Linked DNA regions of Mus musculus: all the other regions are linked to region 3. A link is a loop called in an ENCODE intact Hi-C map of the cell type or tissue named here. Cell type or tissue: left cerebral cortex. All regions are shown on one strand.

Evidence for each region. Hi-C counts contacts between places; a loop is a spot of excess contacts. Peaks named below come from ENCODE experiments on the same cell type or tissue, not always from the same donor. Only the 100,000 strongest peaks of a DNase experiment are listed, where the experiment ranks them.
Region 1: a loop joins it to region 3, with 2.1 times the contacts of the local background. A loop is called at or near these places in 3 of 42 quality-filtered maps.
Region 2: it touches region 3 in a loop (2.1-fold over the local background); 2 of 42 quality-filtered maps call a loop at or near these places.
Region 4: a loop joins it to region 3, with 2.1 times the contacts of the local background. A loop is called at or near these places in 8 of 42 quality-filtered maps.

What each region holds. Positions count from the first base shown.
Region 1 is chr15:88,996,378-89,001,377 of GRCm38, forward strand. It overlaps Mov10l1 (Mov10 like RISC complex RNA helicase 1), which reads left to right. Exons shown (of 27, transcript NM_031260.2): 7 at 292-518; 8 at 903-1,026; 9 at 2,391-2,585. Among named protein-coding and RNA genes, the nearest start is that of Mov10l1, 16 kb to the left of the region's middle. In left cerebral cortex, a CTCF peak has its summit at 2,965 (motif pointing left); DNase peaks (open chromatin) are centred at 845, 2,452 and 2,948.
Region 2 is chr15:88,946,780-88,951,779 of GRCm38, forward strand. All of the region lies in intron 1 of Ttll8 (tubulin tyrosine ligase-like family, member 8), which reads right to left. Among named protein-coding and RNA genes, the nearest start is that of Ttll8, 5.1 kb to the right of the region's middle. In left cerebral cortex, CTCF peaks have their summits at 315 (motif pointing right) and 3,105 (motif pointing left); no DNase peak of the experiment used is centred here.
Region 3 is chr15:89,056,932-89,061,931 of GRCm38, forward strand. It overlaps Panx2 (pannexin 2), which reads left to right and starts at 2,795. Exons shown (of 3, transcript NM_001002005.2): 1 at 2,795-3,368. The coding sequence starts at 3,143. In left cerebral cortex, no CTCF peak of the experiment used is centred here; DNase peaks (open chromatin) are centred at 2,346, 2,570, 3,353 and 3,623; H3K4me3 peaks cover 2,190 bases; H3K27ac peaks cover 1,615 bases.
Region 4 is chr15:88,826,290-88,831,289 of GRCm38, forward strand. It overlaps Creld2 (cysteine-rich with EGF-like domains 2), which reads left to right. Exons shown (of 10, transcript NM_029720.2): 10 at 98-392. The coding sequence ends at 147. Among named protein-coding and RNA genes, the nearest start is that of Gm23144, 6.5 kb to the right of the region's middle. In left cerebral cortex, CTCF peaks have their summits at 1,861, 2,083, 2,618 (motif pointing right) and 3,741; DNase peaks (open chromatin) are centred at 1,847, 2,194, 2,609 and 3,650.

The sequences.
Region 1 (5,000 bases), 61 kb before region 3:
ACACTAAGGTGGAAGCAGAGAGCTGGCTCCCTTGAGCTATTCTCCAGCCTTGTATGAGCTCATCCTGAGGCATGCACCTACACACACACTGCAGGATAATTACTGAAAGGACAAGGCTGGTCTGTATAACAAAAGAATCTCTCACTTTCTTCAAATTAAACCCTCAAATGTCCTTCAAACTGCAGGTGCATGCAGGGACCCTTTGCAACACTGAATTGTGTGGGTTGGGTTGACTGTAATGTCCGCTCGGGAAGTTCTGCCATAGCACATGATCTTTTCTCTTTCTTCCAGGAATAAAGGGAAGGTCTCTCGGGAGCTTGTCAGTTGCAGACTGGCTAACTGGGATAAAGCACACCAGTTTAGATTTGAGACACAGGGCAGAAGCAAGTCCTGCCCAGGAGCGGCTGCTGGGTCTGTTCCTGAAGGTGAAAATGTTAATTCATTGAATCATCACAGAGAAGACAAAACTGATGAGATTCCAGAGAGCCGTCTGGCGAACAGCACAGAAATCTCTCCAGGTAGCTGGTGCAGCTGCTTCCCCGTCAGGTCCAGGAACTGAGCTGGCCTTTTGACTTGTAACTTAACAAGTCCACCTATGCCCTGGCTATCCTTGATGTCTTAACCCTTCTGAATGTGGGTCCTTGTGCTCCTGCAGTGTCGGGGTTGGGACAGGGACAGAGACAGCTTCACATAGGCCAGCATGTGCTTTAGGAGACGTGAGTGCTCCTCAACGAGGCCAGACCCCTGTCCCCATCCTGGCTGGTCGTGTAGGTAGATCCTATCCCTGCTTCCCTGTTCTGTTAATGCCTTCAAATGTTGATGTGTGGGTGAGCGTTCTTTCCCAACACTTTTAGGAATAAGTTACCTTCCCCTCACCCTGTTGGTATAAATGTCGTCTCCAGATGGCTGCGCTTGTAAAGAAGAAAGTAGAGAAAAAGGAAACACGCCAGAGAAACAGGAGCCAGAGCCTGGGGGGCTCATTCCTCCGGGGGAGAAGACTCACATTGTGGTCACATGCAGTGCCAAGTATGTGCTTGGTTCTTCCCTGGGTCATCTGTGATGCTTACATGTTAAACCATTCATGCCATGTGATTTGATAGAACCAAATCACAAAGACAAGCATGGCCCAGAAAACATCTACCTAGGATGGGATCCACTCTTTATGTGAGTACACTGTAGCTATCTTCAGGCACACCAGAAGAGGGATGGTTGTGAGCCACCATGTGGTTGTTGGGAATTGAACTCGGGACCTCTAGAAGAACAGTCAGTGCTCTTAACCACTGAGCCATCTCTCCAGCCCCTGGAATCCACTCTTACCTTCAGCAGACAACCTGACTCTATCTTTGCAAAGAAAATGGTGTTCATGACCCATTTAGATTTGAGCATCCTCTGCTACTTCGGAGCCTTTCTGATGGCAGCCATCTCGAACTAATTTCCACTGTGTCCTGGTGTCCCCAAGATCTCAGTCTGTCTATGTCCCCTCCTCATCCTCTGGGAATCTCTTAGTGAACGGAGAGGCCAAGGGGGGCAAAAGGAGCAGAGCCCAGACTGGAAAGTCCCGTCTCCACTCTGCCGCCCTCACCTGTTGTAACCTGGTGTACTCCACAGCCTTTCAGGCAGCTCTCCTTTGCGTGTTCTCTGTCCTGCGTCTCCCGCTAACATTCTGGCTGCTCAAAAGCATGTGGCCATGAAGGTTGATATTTGGTCCAGGGTCCTTCCATATCACCAGTCATTTACATCCTTTTGAAGACACAAATCTGACTGCCTCGCTTTACCTACATCAGATTGTAGGTAACCTTTAACCAAACACAGGTCCTTCAGTCACCCATATAAAATTGCTGGGGCCTTAGCTGGGTTTTTAACCATAAAGTAACAGGAGTACCTAGGTCAAGAAGACTGTAGTTCTAAGTAGAGGACACTGTGCACAACAGCACCTGTGTTAGAGCCACCGTGGAAGCAAACAGTCAAGTGAAAACCACACCATTTCAGTCACAGTGGGAGTCAGGAATATGGGAACTTTGGGAATGTTGAAAGTGTTTTCCCTGTTAAATTTCAGAGTTATGGAAAGGACTGTTTTAAGCACCTGAATTTATCTTGATGTATTCGTTACCTTGCCTGTTGCAGTGATAAAATACCATGGGAGGGGGGGCTTAAGGCCTATCTCCCTAGTAATTGTAGATCCTACCACACTGACAATTGAGGTTACCCATCACACTTGAGAAATACTACATTTCCTGTTTTAGAAAGTAAACTTTTCTGTGTAAAAAAATTACTAAAAAGTCAGCATGGTTGCTCCTTATAGCTTTGCAGCTTCCTTAAATATCAAAAGCGAAATCAGATTGAATCTGTCTCATTTTTAACTGAGACTAAATATCTATTTTTGTTTCAAGAAACCCTGGCCGTTGCAAGGAGCTGCTTCTGCTCTGTTTCTCCGACTTTCTCATTGGGCGGCATCTTGAAGTGAGTGTGGTGAGCAGCGAGGAGGCCCTGATAGCTGTGCGTGAGCCGTTTTCTTGGAAGAAGCCTAAAAGCTCCCAAACATTAGTGTCTGCAAAGACTACAGTTGTTGTAACCACACAAAAAAGGTACCTGGAGAAGGGTGTGTGACTTTCTGTGTTTGCTTTATATGTTCTGGAGAGGCAGACACGTGTGGCAGGCAGCAGACATGTCCCCTGCCCCGCCCTGCCCCCTTGTCATTCCCTTCCTCCCCAGATGAGGAGGTGACAAGGGCAGGGCCTGTGTTTGAGCTTCTTTCCTTACAGGTTTTGGGGCAGGATGCGTGGTCATGGAACTTAGCAGGGCAGATTCTGTGACTATTCCCACCAGTGTCTATGCAAGGCAGGCCCCATGCACCCCTCAGCTCTGCTTTTCCTTGGCAGATATTGAGACCACTTGAAAGCAGAATGGATTGACTCTTGGCTCCTCCTGTCCACTGGATAGGACTGGCTCTGCTGCCCTCTGCTGTAGCTTCAGCAGAGGGTCTGTGCCTTGCTGGCTGGTTGCAGTGTGGTTTGTATTGGGCCCCAGGATTACTTGGTCACTGGTACTGTTCAAGAATGGTACCAGAATTATATGACTTGAGTACAGGTTTGTGGGACCCATTTCTGTCTGTCTGGGTTAGGTCCCGGGTCCATCTGCTCTTGTTTGCAGTTAACAAAGCATAAAACTTCTGAGGAACACATTTTGTTATAAGTTTGGTCCAAAGCTTGGTGACCTGCATGAGGGTTAAATGGTTTTGTCCTGGGTGCTGGACACATTGTCATGCCTCTGTCATTCCTGAGGGTTTGAGTTCAGGTGCTACCCACAGCCCAGCAGGCAAGAATATTATTTCTCTAATACTGGAAAATTGTGGATTTCAGACCATGTTAACCCAGTAACAATGTAAGACAGAGGATGATGGACTTGTGCATTGTAGGCTGGAAGGAGCGCGTATTAGCAGACAGTATTGGGGGATGGCTGGCCTTGACCTTGACCGTTGTTTGGAAGGCAGCTGTGGATACCATGCTGCTTTAGACCATCGTTTGAATTATAGCACTGCGACCAAGAAGCTCTGTGGCTTTGAGAAATTTTCTTGACCTCTCTGTGCCTTAACTTCATTTGTAAGTGATAGTCCCTACCTCATGTAGTTTGAGGAGTAAATGGTTAGAGCACATAAAATGCAGTTTCCTGGCACAGAGCAGTCAGTCAGTGCTGATGGTTCTTGCTCACTTTCGGGTTCTTGGCTAGAGAAAAAGCCCAGATTGGGAACAAGATGGGTGGTAATGGTAAGAGCAAGTGCTCTGATTCCCACCGCCCAGCCAGAGTTTCTCCAGAGGAAGTAAGGTACCCACCCACAAACACAAATGCTCTGATAGCCTGCTAGCTATTTCCCTGGGAGTACTAGCACGTCCATGGACGAGACTTCCTCCAGGTGAGTGGTTCTCAGCCTCCCTAATGCTGCAAGCCTAATTCAGTTCCTCATGGTGTGGTGGCCCCAGCCATAAAATGATTTCATTTACTTCACAATTTTAAGTTTGCTACTGTTATAAGTCATAATGTAAGTATCTGACATGCAGGACCTCTGACCTGTGACCTCAGAGGGGTTGTGACCCCTCGGTTGCAGACTGCTGCTCTAGAATAAGACTCTTGGTTTCCTGGCAGGCTGGGCAGTGGTGGACACTCACTCCCAGCTGTCTAATGCCTGCATGTGCTGCCAGGACTCCCGGCTGGCTCACTCAGTCACAGTGCTCTGTCATGCTCCTGTTGTAGATATCAGGGTGTTGAAATGTACTACATCAGACTTCTATACATTTTGTTGTTGTTGGTTTTTTGAGACAGGGTTTCTCTGTTTATCCTTAGCTGTCCTGGAACTCACTCTGTAAACCAAGCTTGCCTCAAACTCAGAGATCCACCTGCCTCTGCCTCCCTGAGTGCTGGGATTAAAGGTGTGCACACCACACCTGGGTCTCTTTAATTTTTAACTAAGTGTATAAAACAGTGGGGTTTGTGATATTTCTAAACACAGATAACTGTACCTTGACAAGGTCTGCCTGCTCACACCTCTCCTTACCCCTCCCTCCAATAGTCTCTGCGTTTGTTTCCTTTTTTCTTCTCCCTTTCCCTCACACACAGTCTTTTTTCTGCCTTCCCATGTGGTGTGAGTTTAAAAGTCTGTATTCTACATATAAGAGAAAATTTTCCTTTCTTATCCTTCCTTCCTCCCTTCCTTCCACCCTTCCATCCTTTTTAATTTCGTTTTAAAAGATTTATTTATTTATTATATGTAAGTACACTATAGCTGTTTTCAGACACTCCAAAAGAGGGCATCCAATCTCATTACAGATTGTGGTTGCTGGGAAGTGAACTTGGGACCTTCGGAAGAGCAATCAGTGCTCTTAACCACTGAGCCATCTCTCCAGCCCCCTTCCTTCCTTATTAAGATGATGATCTCCAGTTTCAGCACACAACACAATTGTTTTCCTCTTTGTGGCTGACTAAAGCTCTTATATGAATATACATGA
Region 2 (5,000 bases), 110 kb before region 3:
CAAGAGACCAAGCACCACCTTAGTGAGAACTTTGCTTTACTAGAACAGTGGGTGAGGGTTGGCTGGGGGCTTAAAAACATCTGTGACTAATAAGACCAACACTGTCGAGGTAAAATCCGGGAAGAGTTTCCTCAGGATCACTCCAAGGTCCAAGGTCGCAGCTCAAGCTGGCAGCTGAGCTTGGTAACTCTCAGGAGTTTCTCACGTGGTACTAGTGCTGAAGTCATGAAGGGTCATGGAGAACAGCTGAGATGGGGCACTGTGTGACAAGATTGAAATCACCCTGAAGAAAGGCCAGGAGAGGCCGCTGGTGAGGCACAGCTTTAATTTCAGTGGATACCCAGTATATTGGAGATATTAGAACTATGGGATGACCACCAAGGATGACAACAGAAAGTGGGCGAGAGATGCAGAGACTCAGAGTCAAACACTACTTGGAGCCAGGGGAAACCTGCAAGAGATAGGAAGAAAAGATTGTAGGAGCCAGAGGGGTCCAGGACACGGCAAGAACACAGCCCACAGGATCAACTACGCAGGGCTCATAGGGGCTGACAGAGACTGAAGCAATAAACAGACGTAGGTCCCGTGCAATGGGTCTGACCTAGGTCCCGTGCATTTGACTTATGGTTGTATAGCTTGTGGAACTCCCAACAATGGAAGTGTGGGGTTGTCTCTGACTCTTTGCCTACACCTGGGACCCTTTTCCTCCTACTGGGTTGCCTTATCCAGCCTTGCTATGAAGGTCTGTGCCCAGTCTTCTTGTATCTTGTTAGACTGTGTTTGGGGAACATCCCTGGGAGAACCGATGTTCGTTTGTTTTTCTTTTGTAGGGAAACAGGAGGAACTGATCTGGGGGAGAGGACTAGAGGAATGGAGGGAGGGGAAACTGGTTGAGATGTACACAGTGAAACTGTACACACTCAAAGCATCCAGCAAAGCCCAGTTGAGGCAACAACTGTCCCCTCCAGATCTAGGGCCCAGCCAAGGGTAAGTGGGACAGAACTACCACAAGAAGGCAGAACGAAACCAAGTTCAAATTGAGGCTCCCCACCAATCAAGGATGTCCTGGGTAGAGAGTCCACACTTTGAAAGCCCACATAGGAAGATGGGCCTTAGAAGAGGAAAGATCATTAAAAGAGAACAACAGTGTGTGTAGTCAAGCAGATTCAGATATGAACAAACTAGCTGTAAAGTTATTTTGAGGGAAGCCAGGGAGATACAAGCTTATTGTAGGATTAGGTTTTTATTAAGGAATTATTGTAAATTTTGTGAAAGCAGAAAAAATAATTGGTCATATAAAAATGTCCCTTTAGAGATTATATATATGTGTGTGTGTGTGTGTATAGTTTATAATTTACATACTAAAGACAAAAGAGAAACATTTTATAACATTAAAAATAGGCATAGTGGATAGATGACTGCTTACAGCCATTTGTAACTACAGTTCTAGAGGGCCCGGTGCCCTCTGGCCTCTGTAGGCACTGCAACACACTTGGTGCTCATATATACACACACAGGCAAAAACACTCATACACTATACAATGTTACTCTCGACTTTAACCAGAAGAGCTGCTCTTGTCGGTGAATAGTGGCGAAGGTAGACTTGTGCTCAAAGTGCTGGGTAGGTGACAGTTGATGGCTCAGCCAGTAAATGACATTTACACCTGTCCCAAGGCTTGGGAAAACACTGTGGAAAGGATTTCTTGCCATCTCCGGGCAAGACAACAATCACAAACTCACACCAGATTGGGTTGCCAGAGTGGGTCTGTGAACAGTCAGGGACAGGGTCTGGTGGCCCCACATCTCATAGGTGAACTATTGGCTGAGGGTACATTCTGAGAGATGGGGAGTTCTTTCCCTCAGTTGTCTATGCACTGGTGAGCCCACCAGACGTCAGTGAGTGACTCCGCCAATCTGGCTGAACTTAGTGGAACGCAGAATACATCAAGAGACATGAATCTGGGAAAGGGACTTGTAGGGGGCGGAGAATTGATAGGGGATAAGGGAGGAGGGGTGAGTAATCAGAAAGCATTATGTATTATTTATGAGATTATCAATAAGCTTAGTAAAGGTAAATTGTTAGGACAATATTACCGTTCTCAATGTATGTTCACCTCATAGTAGCGCTTCGGATAGAAATACAAGCCGACAGAAGCAAAGCCATAGCAGAGCTGTACGGGGGCATTTGAATCTGCTTCTTTTGGGAAATGAAAGATTAAACAAAGGAGCAGCACAAGACAGCAGTTTGGATGGCATGATGAGCGGCCACACTCCTAAACACAGAGAAACCCAAGACCCAACCTCCAAGCCCCACCACACCCAGCAAAGCTTATGGCAATGTAGATGGAGAGATGCCTACATTTGTCACGCACGCTGCTGGGTGTCTGGTCACTTGCGGTGTGTCTCTAGGGCTGTGTGTTTAAGGCCTGGCTTTCTTTCTGATCTCCCTTTCTCTGCCTCCTGACACTGTCAACCAGGAGGGACTGAGTCCTCTTAAACCTTGAGCCAAAATCAATAATTCCTCCTTTAAGTTGATTAGTTAGAGATTTTTGTCACAGTAACGATAAAACACAGAGGTTGAATTTCCTGCCAATTACCAAAACCAAACCAGGAGTATATAAAAACAAGTAGAATTTTCCTAAGTGTTCCAGAACTCGTGGCACATTTAGGACAAATTAAATGTTAATTAGAAAATAATATAAATGAAATCATAATTTAAAAAAAAAGACATATCAAAGCATTACAGTGCAGGTCAAGTAGTAACCCGAGGGAAATCCGTAGGTTGTTAAATACAGATTTCACCAAAGAAAGCATATTAAAAGTTATCTTCACGTCAGCCCAAGAAAGAAAACGATCCACTCAAGGAGGTTGGAGGAAAGGAAAGGAAAGGAAAGGAAAGGAAAGGAAAGGAAAGGAAAGGAAAGGAAAGGAAAGGATAAGTTAGGAGCAAAATTCGGTGAAGTGAAAAGTATTCTAGGGCTGGAGAGATTGCTTAGCGGTTAAGAGCATGACTGCTCTTCCAGAGGTCAGGAGTTCAAATCCCAGCAACCATATGGTGGCTCACGATCATCTGTAATGAAATCTGATGCCCCCTCCTGGTGTGTCTGAAGAGAGCAACAGTGTACTCACATAAAATAAATGAATAAATCTTTCAAATTAGAGAGAGAGAGAGAGAGAGAGAGAGAGAGAGAGAGAGAGCAAGAGAGTATTCCAGATAAAACTAGCACAAGTAGGATCTGGTATAGGAAACATTGGGAGCAGCGCTGGGGCTTCAGCTCAGTGGGCAGGCACCTGCCAAGCACGTTCGACTCTGAGTTGGCTCCCAATACTGAGGAGAATCAAAAGGAAAGGAAAGGAAGAAGGAAAAGAAAGTTTTAAACAGGTGAACTTTTACCTAGGCAAATTAAGAAGAAACACCTAAGACAAATTAGCAACATTGAGAATGAGAGGGAGATATTGCTACTGACTGTGAATATTAAGATATCAATACACTCATATTATTATTATATTAGTAGTAGTATATACATGCCAACAATGGAGCAGCACATAGGAAATGGAGATTTCCTTTGATATACACATGGAAACGAACATCAGAGAAACAGAAATCCCAGATCAGTTTACTTCCATTCAAGACATTAATTCCATAACTAGAATATTATCCCAAATGAAAACTCAAGGTGTAGATGACATCCATAAGTTAGTCTATCCAAATATTTAAGGGAAAATTTTTATATAAACCATGAAGGTATATTGTTAACACCAACACCTGACAAAGACATTACAAGGAAGGGATAGTGCTCACTAATCTCTCTCATAACGATGACACAAGCCCTAACAGATACATTCATAAATTAAATCTACTGACAGGGAGAAATGAAAACAAAAACAAAACACTACCAAATGGAGTTTATCCCCAAAATGCAGAGCTGGTTAGTGTTTGAGAGCCTGTTAGCACAATCCATCATATTAATATATAAATTAACACTATGACTTAACAGATGCAGAAAAAACATACCATAACAGCTGGTAATTGTTAAAATTAAACAACTTAAAAGCAGAGGCTAGAGAGATAGCTCAGTGATTGAGAGTGTTTGCTGCTCAGTCAGTGCGCATGTTACAAAGCATCTCACAAATGCCTGTAATCTGAGCTCTGAGGGATAAGATGCCTTCTTCTGCCTTCTACACACACACACACACACACACACACACACACACACACACACACACAGAGAGAGAGAGAGAGAGACACACACACACACAGACACACACAGACACACACACACACACAGACACACACACACACACACGCACATATCATACACACTTGAAAAACTTTTTTTAATTTCCAGACAAGGTTTCTCTGTGTAGCCTAGGCTGGTCTCAAACTCACAGAGATCCACCTGGTAGTGCCTACATTCATTTATAGAGAGAATCTCTTGTGCACTATGTGGAAGCATCGCCTGTCAATAAAAAGCTTTGGCATGAAATAGGAGGTAGGATGTCCTGGCAGGAGGAGAGGGTTTGGGAATAGAGTCAGGCACAGGAGAGGTTCATCTCTAACACTGATGGAGACGGCTGGCCACATAAAACTGAGACAAGTTAACTGGCCATGTGGCATTCTCAGAATAGAACAAATGGGTTAATTAAATTACAAGCCAGCTGGGGGACAAGCTTTGGCCTTGGCATTTATTCATGAAGCATTAAGTTGTCAGAGTTGTTATTTCAGGAACTTGGGCATGGGTGGAAAAGGCAGTGGTTACATTTAATCCCTGTGGGAAGCCACATACGCCATTACAAGATGGTGCTGACTACCACTGGCCACCACCTGTAAGTTCGGGTAAACAACCAATGTGCGCATGTGCATAAGGGTTTCGCGCCAAGTCACAGCCCATCCCGGGGAATGTAAATGAGGTACTGAAAGCACAACCAATCAGGTATAGACACGCCACTCCTAGGCCTATATAAGCAGCGCCAGTTTTGGGGCTCACGGTCTTTCGCCT
Region 3 (5,000 bases):
TGAACCTGCGTCCTTTGTAAGAACACCCGGTGCAGTGATGGATCGTTGAGCCATCTCTCTAACCCATGTTTCTCAACTTTTTAAGGCTGCTTACAATGTCATTCAAGAATACTGTAGATTTTGCCATTCTAAAGCAAAGCAGAGCAACCTATATCATATGAGAGGAAAATGCATTAGCATTTTACACCAGCATTGTCCTCTAAAAAGGACGTCCTCCAGAGCTAGAAATGGCTTTTCCTTCTTGAATCTTGTATTTTACTCTCAATGGATTGAACCCCAGTGTAAAATAGTATGCTTATAGGTCAGTGTGAAAGAAAATGTGAATTTTTCTTTCCTTTTTTTTGAGGGGGGGGGGAATATTTTATGTTCTGTACCCAAAATGGAATTTCACATTCATTGCCCATGACCCCAGAAGACAAGTAATGAGCTTTTGCCAAGGAAGCCTAAGCAATGCTTGATGCAGAAGCTTTGGTTTGCTCGATACTCCTGACCCTCTCAGGCATCTGGCCGCAGGTTGAAGTGGTCAGTTGTAAACGAAGGCAGTTCACAAATGGGAACAATGGGATGGGGACAGAGAAGCTGCTCATGGCCACTTGTGAGTCTCTCTTCATCACCCCCTACCACAAATAGAAGGTTCATTGATAAGGGTGGAAAGATACATTAGCCAGGCAGTGATGATGCATGCCTTTAATCCCAGCACTTGGGAGGCAGAGGTAGGTAGATTTCTGAGTTTGAAGCCAGCCTGGTCTACAGAGTGAGTTCCAGGACAGCCAGGGATAGGGATACACAGAGAAACCCTGTCTCAAAAACAAAACAAAAAGATACATTAATTCAATTAATCAGGACTATGTTCATTTAGCAAGATAATAGTAATGGGTTATCCCATAGAGCCCGTGACCCATCTAGCCATAGATTCTTGGCCCAGCAATGTGGGATCACCTTGTGAAGTAGGACTTAAGTCAATCACAAATGGTTGGCTGCTCCCATGATGTTTATGGCACTATTGCTTCGGTGGGATACTAGAGCGGTTGTCGTCACAGACTGCAGGATTCACAGCTTGGTAAGACTGTGTGAAAGGTAGCCAGGAGCACTGCAGCTTCCAGGTCAGTACTTGCTTAGTTTCTCCATGTCCCATGACTCCAGTATGCGGTATAGTCAGCAACAGAGTCTCACTATCAAGTTCGAGGGCAGCCAAGAACAGTGGTAGTAGCCTGTAATATTGGGACCTAGGGAAATTCAGTGGCCAACGACTAAACAACCAGTTCCTGGTACTGGGCTTTTTATTTATTAGCCTCTGGTGTCTAGCAGGGGCATTGTTGCCTCATTACTGGGCAACTCTATTTAAACGTTTATTTTTGTCTTTATTATTGATTTATGTATATGGGTATTGCACCTGCATGTATGTCTGTACCTCAAGAGCGCAGTGCCTGCAGGGGCCAGAAGGATCCAAGCAGACTGTTGCAAGTGACCAGAGGTATTGGGAAAAAGTCCATGGAACTGGGTTCAATTACCAGCATCCATATAGTGGCTTATAATACCTGTAACCCCAGCCCTGGGGAGTTCTAGCCTCCATGGCCACTGCATGCTGGTGGTACACCCATATATAGTTTTTTAAAAGAATATAACTCTCCACCCAGAGTGGATGGATAGAGCCTTTGAAGAGGCATGCACAAATAGATAACAAAGGAGACAACATTTGCGGGTGGGGTGCGGGGGGGTAAGGGAGACCTGCAGGTCAGAGAAAACCAACCTGCTGAGAAGGGGTCAGTGTGCGAAAGCTCTAGGAATCCAAAGGAAAACAAAAAATATAGGGTTCTGAAGGTGGGATGATGGAGTGAACAGCATAACCCTTCTGAGAGGCCAGGGAGGGTGCAGGAAGGACTGCCTTGGGAAGCCTGGGGTGAGGGCTTGCCAGCGCAGCCAGGAATCCTAGGCATGGGGAGTGAATGGCTGCTCACCACCCGCAGGGAGTAAGGTGAAGAAGGTAATGTCTGTGGGAGCAAGAATGCACCAGGAGGAGTCAGGCCTCACGGGACAGCAGTCCCTCCAGGTTTTGCTTCGGTCGGAGGAGATGTTTCCAGATAGCTTATGGATACTGAAGGAAGTTACTACTCCAGACATACACAGGAAAGGCTATGATGGAGAGATACTGAGCCAAGGAATCTTGCAGGAGGCCACGGTCACAAAAGTTTGTGTACAGTAGCTCCTGGGAGGAGAGAACATGTGGGTAGCCCAGAGAGGTCAGGTGACAATCCTAGAAGCCCCCACACCCTGGCCCAGCTCCACGGATGCCGACAGTGGGTGAAGCAGTGAAGATGCTAGGTACAAGCATATCCGCACTGGCTGGCGTCCCATCACAGCGTGTAAAGGGGCGCCCCTGGGTCCGGGACATGGCTGCAGTGAAGAGGCATCCAGGAGCTTTGGAGAGGACGCCCCACGGCATTTTTGTGCAGGCACTAACCTGGGAAAGAGGGTTCGGGCTTCCTTGCCCTTGCCTGCAACAGCTCACACGGCAGCCTCTGCGCCTGTGTGAAGACCAGGTCCGAGTGAGGAGCAAGAGAGCTGAGGTGTAGAACTAGAACCCTTTGGCTACCAGACACGATCTAACCCCAGAGCGGGCGATCCGCCTCTTTCTGTGCACAGGGCTATGGGGGACCAGGGCTTGGCCCAACCCTGATGCAAGGGGATGGTCAATATGAACTCGGTTCGTTTCATTTAAAAAAAAAAATTTTTTTTTTCTGCAAGTCATCGCCAACGCCGCAGCTACGTGGAGGGTGGGGGGGCTGGGGGCGGAGCCACGCCGCGGAGTTGCCGCAGGTAAACAGCCCCCCTCCCCGGCGGGAGCGGGCCGCGCGGCCCAGGCAGGAGAGCCGCCGCCGCCCCCGGGAGGGACGCAGGGCGCGGGCCGGCTACAGCGCACGGCGGGGGCGGCGGCGGCCCGGCGCCCTGGCAGCTCGACCCCTCTCGCGGGGCGGCAGACCCCCGAGCCCCGCCGCATCCCCGCTGACATCCCTCTTCCAGCGCTCCGCGCCCCCCCCCCCCACCGTGACCTCGGTCTCCGTCGCCCCCCGCCGCCCTCTCTGGCGCGCGGCCCCGCCCGCGCCCCCCGCCCGTACCCCGCCGGGCCGCGCCCCCGCCCCCCATGCACCACCTCCTGGAGCAGTCGGCGGACATGGCGACCGCGCTGCTGGCGGGCGAGAAGCTGAGGGAGCTGATCCTGCCTGGCTCGCAGGACGACAAGGCGGGCGCGCTGGCCGCGCTGCTGCTGCAGCTCAAGCTGGAACTGCCGTTCGACCGCGTGGTCACCATCGGCACCGTGCTGGTACCCATCCTGCTGGTCACCCTGGTCTTCACCAAGAACTTCGCAGGTGAGGCAGGGCGCGCGTCCGCAGGTGTTTAGCGCCCAGCGCTCCGAGCGCGCTGGCTCTCAGCGCCAGGCAGCCAGCGCCAGCTAGACCGCACCCACCTGGCCAGCCGCTGAGCCATTGCCCGCAGGTCTCATCACAGACCTTGGGCACCACCTCAGTCTGGCATGAGGGGTTGAGACAGGGCCGCCTGAGACATCTCCTCTGTTTTATTGTTGTTTGGCCTTCCATTCCTTCAGCCTCAAGCCGTGAGGAGAGTAGGCCTGTCCTACACTTGCTGGCCCCCGGGATGAATGGGATGTGGGGTCTGAGTTGTAGCATGTCACGTCACGGGTGGTGGGGGTAGGGAGGGCTGAGGCTTGGAGGAATAGCCAGATGAGGACCAGAGAAGGATGAGTGTTGAGGGCATTGCTCAGGGATAAGTGAAAAAAATCCCATGATGCTGCATGGGGTTCTTGGGGCTGACAGTGTAGGAAAAGTGAGGGTACTCCCGAGGAACTCTGAAACATCCCTTTCCAAAGCTCTTCTATAGAGGAGGCCAGACAGAGGCTGGCCCCGGAGGGCATCAAGCAATAATGGCCCAAGAAGCCACCCTTGACTGGCAAAGGCAGTGTAGGTAGAGGGTAGGGCAGGTCACTGAAGAGTGAGCAGGTTAAGGAGCTGACGTGTTAGGTGAGTAGAACTGGGCCTGCTCTATGAGGGAGCCTGTGGGTGCGCCTGCGGTTGTACACAGGAGAGTACACATGTAGAGTGGGCCCTGCCTAAGGTGACAGGCTGAGGCACTAGGGAGCTGGCTTCTGGTGACACACCGAGATGGGGAATAGCATCCCCACTGGAGCCGAGCTGAGGCAGACTCAGGTATCCATAGCCACAAATCAAATTGGTGGCCAGAGATGCCAGCTTCATAGCAGGAAGAAGACTGTCGGGGCTCCAGAGTTCCTCTGGAGGTGCAGGTCGCTCTGCCCTCTGCAGCTACTGGGCAACGAGAACAGGTATTTCGATACCCGCTTCTTCACCACCATCCACAGGTGCCTCCCCTTACAGGAAACTCCAGGACCTAGTGATGTCCAACCTGAGCTGAGGGCAGGCATCCTTCAGACTATTTAAGGCCACGCCAAAGGTGGAGGAAGTTCTCCTGGTCTCCATCCTTGAACACCAGAGTCCCTGACACTCAGGCACACCCAGGTGTGTGTATAAAGGGGGCCTTTGGCCATGTTGATCACAGTACCAGCAACGGGGTGGCTGCCTTACAACCGACGTGTACCTTACAGTTCCAGGAGCCAGAAGTCCAAACTCCAGGTATAGGGAGGGCTGAGTTCTCTCCAAAGCCCTTTCTTCCTGATGAGTGGTACCTATAGACTTTCCCTGGTATTCCTTGGTGGTATAGCTGTATACCACCCAAGCTCTGTGTCTGTCCTCTGTTGGGAATTTCCCCATGGTAGGGATTATTCTACTCCACTCCCGTTTCAGTTCATTTACAAAGGCTGTTTCTGTCAGTCCTTAGTACAGGGCCAGGACAACAGCAGATACTTGGGGGAACACAGCTCTATCTATGACAGACATCGTAGGGCAGCTTCAGATGTGGGTGGGCTGGGCCATCTTTGGTGATTCCTTGATAGGATCCCTACACCCAGA
Region 4 (5,000 bases), 230 kb before region 3:
CCCACCAGTGGGTACTGGGGTAGCAGTGCTCATCCTCCAGCTGCCTGCCCACCCAGCCTTGAGGCACTAACTCAGTGACCTTCGTGTCTTCTGACAGAAGTCACAGAGGAAAACCCCACACAGCCACCCTCCCGTGAGGATTTGTGACGGGCATCCGGATTCAGAAGCCAAACTCACCCTTTAAGTTATTGAGAGGATACCTATAGAAAATGTGGCCCATGGACATGAACCCCATTTCTCCAGGAAGACTTCAGAGGGAGAAGCTGCGTACTCGGACACAGCTGATGCTCACTTGGCCCTTTCAAAAGCTGCATTTCTTGGTGGTTCTTACACAGATTTGTATATTTTGATATTGTTCTTTATAATAAAAATGATCATTGAAGGTCACCAGGAACAGGACGTGTTGGTTTGTTTCATTGAGAATGTGGGCATTACCACTAGTCAGTTTGTACCTGTCCTGCCAAAGCTGGGAGATACATGGACGCATGTCTTCCCATGAGGATCAGGGAGATAGTTGGACCCAGGGCTTCCCATGAGGACTCAGAGGGAGATAGATGGACGCATGTTTTCCCATGCAGACTCAGAGGGAGATAGACGGACACACATCTTCCCATTCGGACTCAAAGGGAGATAGATGGACCCATGTCTTCCATGAGGGCTTAGAGGGAGATAGATGGACACATGTCTTCCATGAGGACTCAGAGGGAGATAGATGTACACACATCTTCCCATGAGGACTCGGGGGCGGGGGGCGGGGGGAGATAGATGGACTCATGTTTTCCCATGAGGACTCAAGAGGGAGAGAGATGGATTCATGTCTTCCCATGGGGACTCAGGAAGATAGATGGACCCATGTTTTCCCATGAGGACTCAGGGATAGATGGGACCCCACGAGGACTCAGAATCTACTGGCCTTGGTGGGTGCATGGCAAGTTGACCCTGAGCAGGTGTCCAGTGTAGTAGAGGACAGTGGTGTGTGTGTGTGTGAGATATTCTGGCCTACACTGTGGTCTGCCTTGGGTAAACACATTGTGACATGTAGCTTCAGGGGCTGCTGAACATATTTTCTAGAAGCCTGGTCTCTGCTAAGTATGGGATAACCAGGAGTTGGGGCCCAGTGGGAGGTGGGCATGAATTCCAAGGGGTTTGGGGGTATTGGGATCCTGGTTCACTTCCTTTCTTGACCATGAGGGAATCTTGCCTACCACAAACACCCATTCTGTGCCGCACACCACATCCCAAAGCAATGTGGCCAGGTGAAGGAGCGCTGGAACCCCTAAACTCAGCCAACATAGCCTTTTCCTCTGCTGAAGTCGATTATCTCAGTAACAAGAAGGTGACTCTGGCACTCCGCCTCTGAGCCTGCAGTGGCAGTGTTGGCCGCAGCGTTCAAAGATGAAGCCACCAAGTTCAGGAGCTAAGCTGGACAGACAGTTCATCTGGGCATGAAGAAACATTAGAAAAAATCAGGACACAGGTTGAGTGTCCCCTGGAGGATCCCTGGCCTTGCCAGCACACAGTGCCCCTCTGCTGCAGCTCTCCAGGGATCTGGATCTTCATGGTCCTTGGGGGGGGGGTCCCCATGGTCTGGCCTTGCCACTCTTCCTGCTGTGATGCCCTAAGCTGCGACCTGCGTGCACAGGCGAAGGCAGTGGACAGATGTTATGCCCTTTCCCCTGTACCTCACAGACACAACTGACAACTGACACCATGCCAACTGGGCCCTCTGGTCAGCTCCTGCCTGGAACCTAACATGGAGAATCTGGCCTGCCTCAGTTTGGCTTCTGTTCAGTTCCACCTGTGTGGCTCTGTCAGCTAGATGTCGCTCTTACCCTACTGGGATGGGGAGTTCATGTCAGGACACTGACCAGGGTTGACAAGCCGACAGCAGACCTGTGTGTGCAGGCCAGGATCCCTGCTGCTTCCCCAGTGTTCCTACCACAGGCAGCTCTCAGGTGACTGAAGGCAGACGCCACAGCCATCCAGCCATCCATCCTGACAGCTTAGTGACCCCTGGTGGCACTGTCTCCACAAGGCCACTGATGAGGTACACATCCTAGTGAAAGGTGGGGTTGCCTGGGCAGCCTTCTCATGAATGGTGCTGCAGGAATCAAGGACCAGGGTGTGGGTGGCTGCTGTTTGGGCGCTGGCCACTGTGGGGCACTGTTTGTGCTGTGGCCTTGGACCAGGTATTTCTGCTGCTGGGACATGCTCTTGTAACCCAGAGTCCCCGATGACCTGGTATCTCTTCCCAACCTGAGATGACGGCTACTTTTCCCTCCTTAAGTAAATAAATGTTTCTTGGGGGAGGAACCTGGGGATATATGCAGCAGACAGGGTCCATTGGGGAACGTGGACAGACTCAAGTAGGACCTCATCTGGTAGGCAAATTCAACAGACCGGGTCCCCTGACCACAGTGGCCTGGAGTTCCCAAGCTGAAGATCAGGAACATAGACCGTGGGGTTTGAATGTAGGCACCCCTCTGCCTGCACTCAGCCTTCTGGGTTGGGGCAGGGGACCCTAGGTTCCTTCTGTGCCTTGGCCCCCCGCAGACTGTGTGGAAGGCCAGAGTCACCTCTTCCTTACGCACCAGTCCTGTCTGGGTACATGGCCAGCAGGTGGCACTGTTGATCAGTACTGGCCAAGCCAACTCTAACACTCTGCTGTGTCTGGGTGGGACCAGTTCTTCACTACAGGGACATCCCTCCCCCCTCCCCCCCCTCCTCGTCACCCCCCCTCCGCCACCCCAGAGCTGCAACCTGGAGCCTGTGTGCTTCCCTCCCACCCGTGTTTGTGAGAGAATATTCAGACCGGTCCTTCAAAAGATAGGAAGAAAATCTTGGCTTCACATTTGACCTGTGGCCTGAAGTCTTGTGTCCCCCTCACCTAATCTGGGTACTGCTGCCCATATCGAGTCCTCCTTCAGAACACCTGTCATGCCCACCCTTCTTTGTGGGCCTTACCTGTCGAACAGTCTCCAGGGCATCAACCTGGGGCCTATGCTGGCTTTCTGGCCCAACCCCCTCTTTGCATGCTGTTAAGGAACACGCACACGCGCACACACACACACACACACACACACACGCACACGCACACGCACACGCACACACACATGTACGTTTGAGGATCTCACCATAGATTTCTAGATTCAGCAGGGTCTTTGGGTCTCAGCATAAACCCAGGTCGGGAGCCTTGCCAGGTACAGCCTTCTCTGGCCTTCAACAGGCATAATGGAAAGTTATTGAATCAGCTAGTAGTTCTTTCCAAAACTGACTCTGGTGGAAAGTATAGCTCAGTGTGGCCTTCTGGAAGGCTGGATGATAAGCCCTCCTTTTAGGCAGTGGTTATCAGTAGCCACTCTGGCCCCTATGGTGGGGTACAATGTCTGGACATGGAATGTCACATCTGAGGGACAATGTGACTATCCAGAGTGACTGGGTCCAGGGGTGTTTCTCTACACTCTGGGGTGTATGGTATGTATGGTACTACAGCGTGTATGCATGCACACATGTACACACACACACACCACACCACACCACACCACACCACACCACACCACACCACACCATCACACAGTGGCTAGCTCCAGGCAGCCACCTCAGAGGAAAAATGCTGACAGGAGCATCTGGCTGGCAGCCTGAATCTCAGCCAAGGATCTCTGCAGAGAGGAGAGCCACACTGGGTACGTGGGCAGCTTCGTGAGAATCAACCTTCCACTGTGGCAGAGCAGCAGCCAGTCTCTTGGGGGCACTGTCCTGAGTGTATTCACTGGTCATCGGGGCAGCCTTGCTGTCCAGGGAATGCATAGCTTCTGTCTAAACCATCACAGCCCTCCATTCATGTGCTCAGAGACTGACAGGGTTGCCAACACCTGACTAAGTCATTCTGTCTACCTGGCTGTCCAAAATGTCATCAATGGGACGTGCCTGTTGCTGACTTCTGGGGACATGCAAATAAACATCTCATTACCTCGAAAAGGTCAGCTGTGGCAGAAACCAATTCCAGCCAAGCCCAGTCTGCCAAAGCAATGAATTTATTGGTGAAGAGTTAGCTATACTGCCATTCCAGAAGCACTACATAGTGACTGTCCCTGGGTTTGCTGACCTGATGACAGAGCATGAACTGGGCTAGTGGTCAGTCAGTCGGACCTAGAAGAACATGGTCTCAGAAGAGTTGGTGGTCAGCTGTTTCATTTCTCACTCAGCAGGCATCATCTTTCATTGTGGGTGAACAGCCTGGCCCTGCACCCCGAGTTTCTGAGACAGATCCACCTTAGGCAGTCAGCCAGGAACCCCATATTTCCTACCCAGCCATTCAGTCTGGAGTCAGACTCCAGGATATGGAAGCCAGGCCACTTATGTGTGGCTCACTGGGGGCTCTCCCTATTCAAAACTACTGATTTGTGTCCCTAGTATACAGCTAAAGATTCCCTGAGTGTACAACCCACCACTCACCACTTGACCACCTACCGTCCTCCCTAAGGTGTGTGTCATCCAGGGGAGGGCACAGGCTGTAGCTGAGAGGCCTGCTTTGGAGGTCACTTACTCCAGCACGCTGGCCCCACAGAGCCTCACCACTCTTAGTCACGTTCAAGCCATGAGACTTCCCTGAAGACAAGAGTTCCTACCGCCCTAGGCAGAAGCATTCAACCATGACTTGTCATAAACAGAAGTGTATGGATCCTCTGTTAGGCAAGGTGGTTAAAGTACACAGACCTGCAAGGGCTATGCAAGCCTGGAGCTGAAGAGTCCTGCGGTGGCAAAGATGGCACCTCTATCCCCTTTTCAGACAGTTTTGGGACATTTCCTCTCCTCTCCCTAGACCCATCCACTTGTCTTCTGTAGTAGACACACTAGTAGGATGGATGGAGCTGCTGTGAAATGACCACCCTTGCATCCTTTGGGTCTTTAAATCATGTCCCCTGACAACCTTTCTTGGGAATGGCCAAGGACAGAATCCATACTGATACCTGACTCTGCTCTGGTTCTGGGAAGGTGTT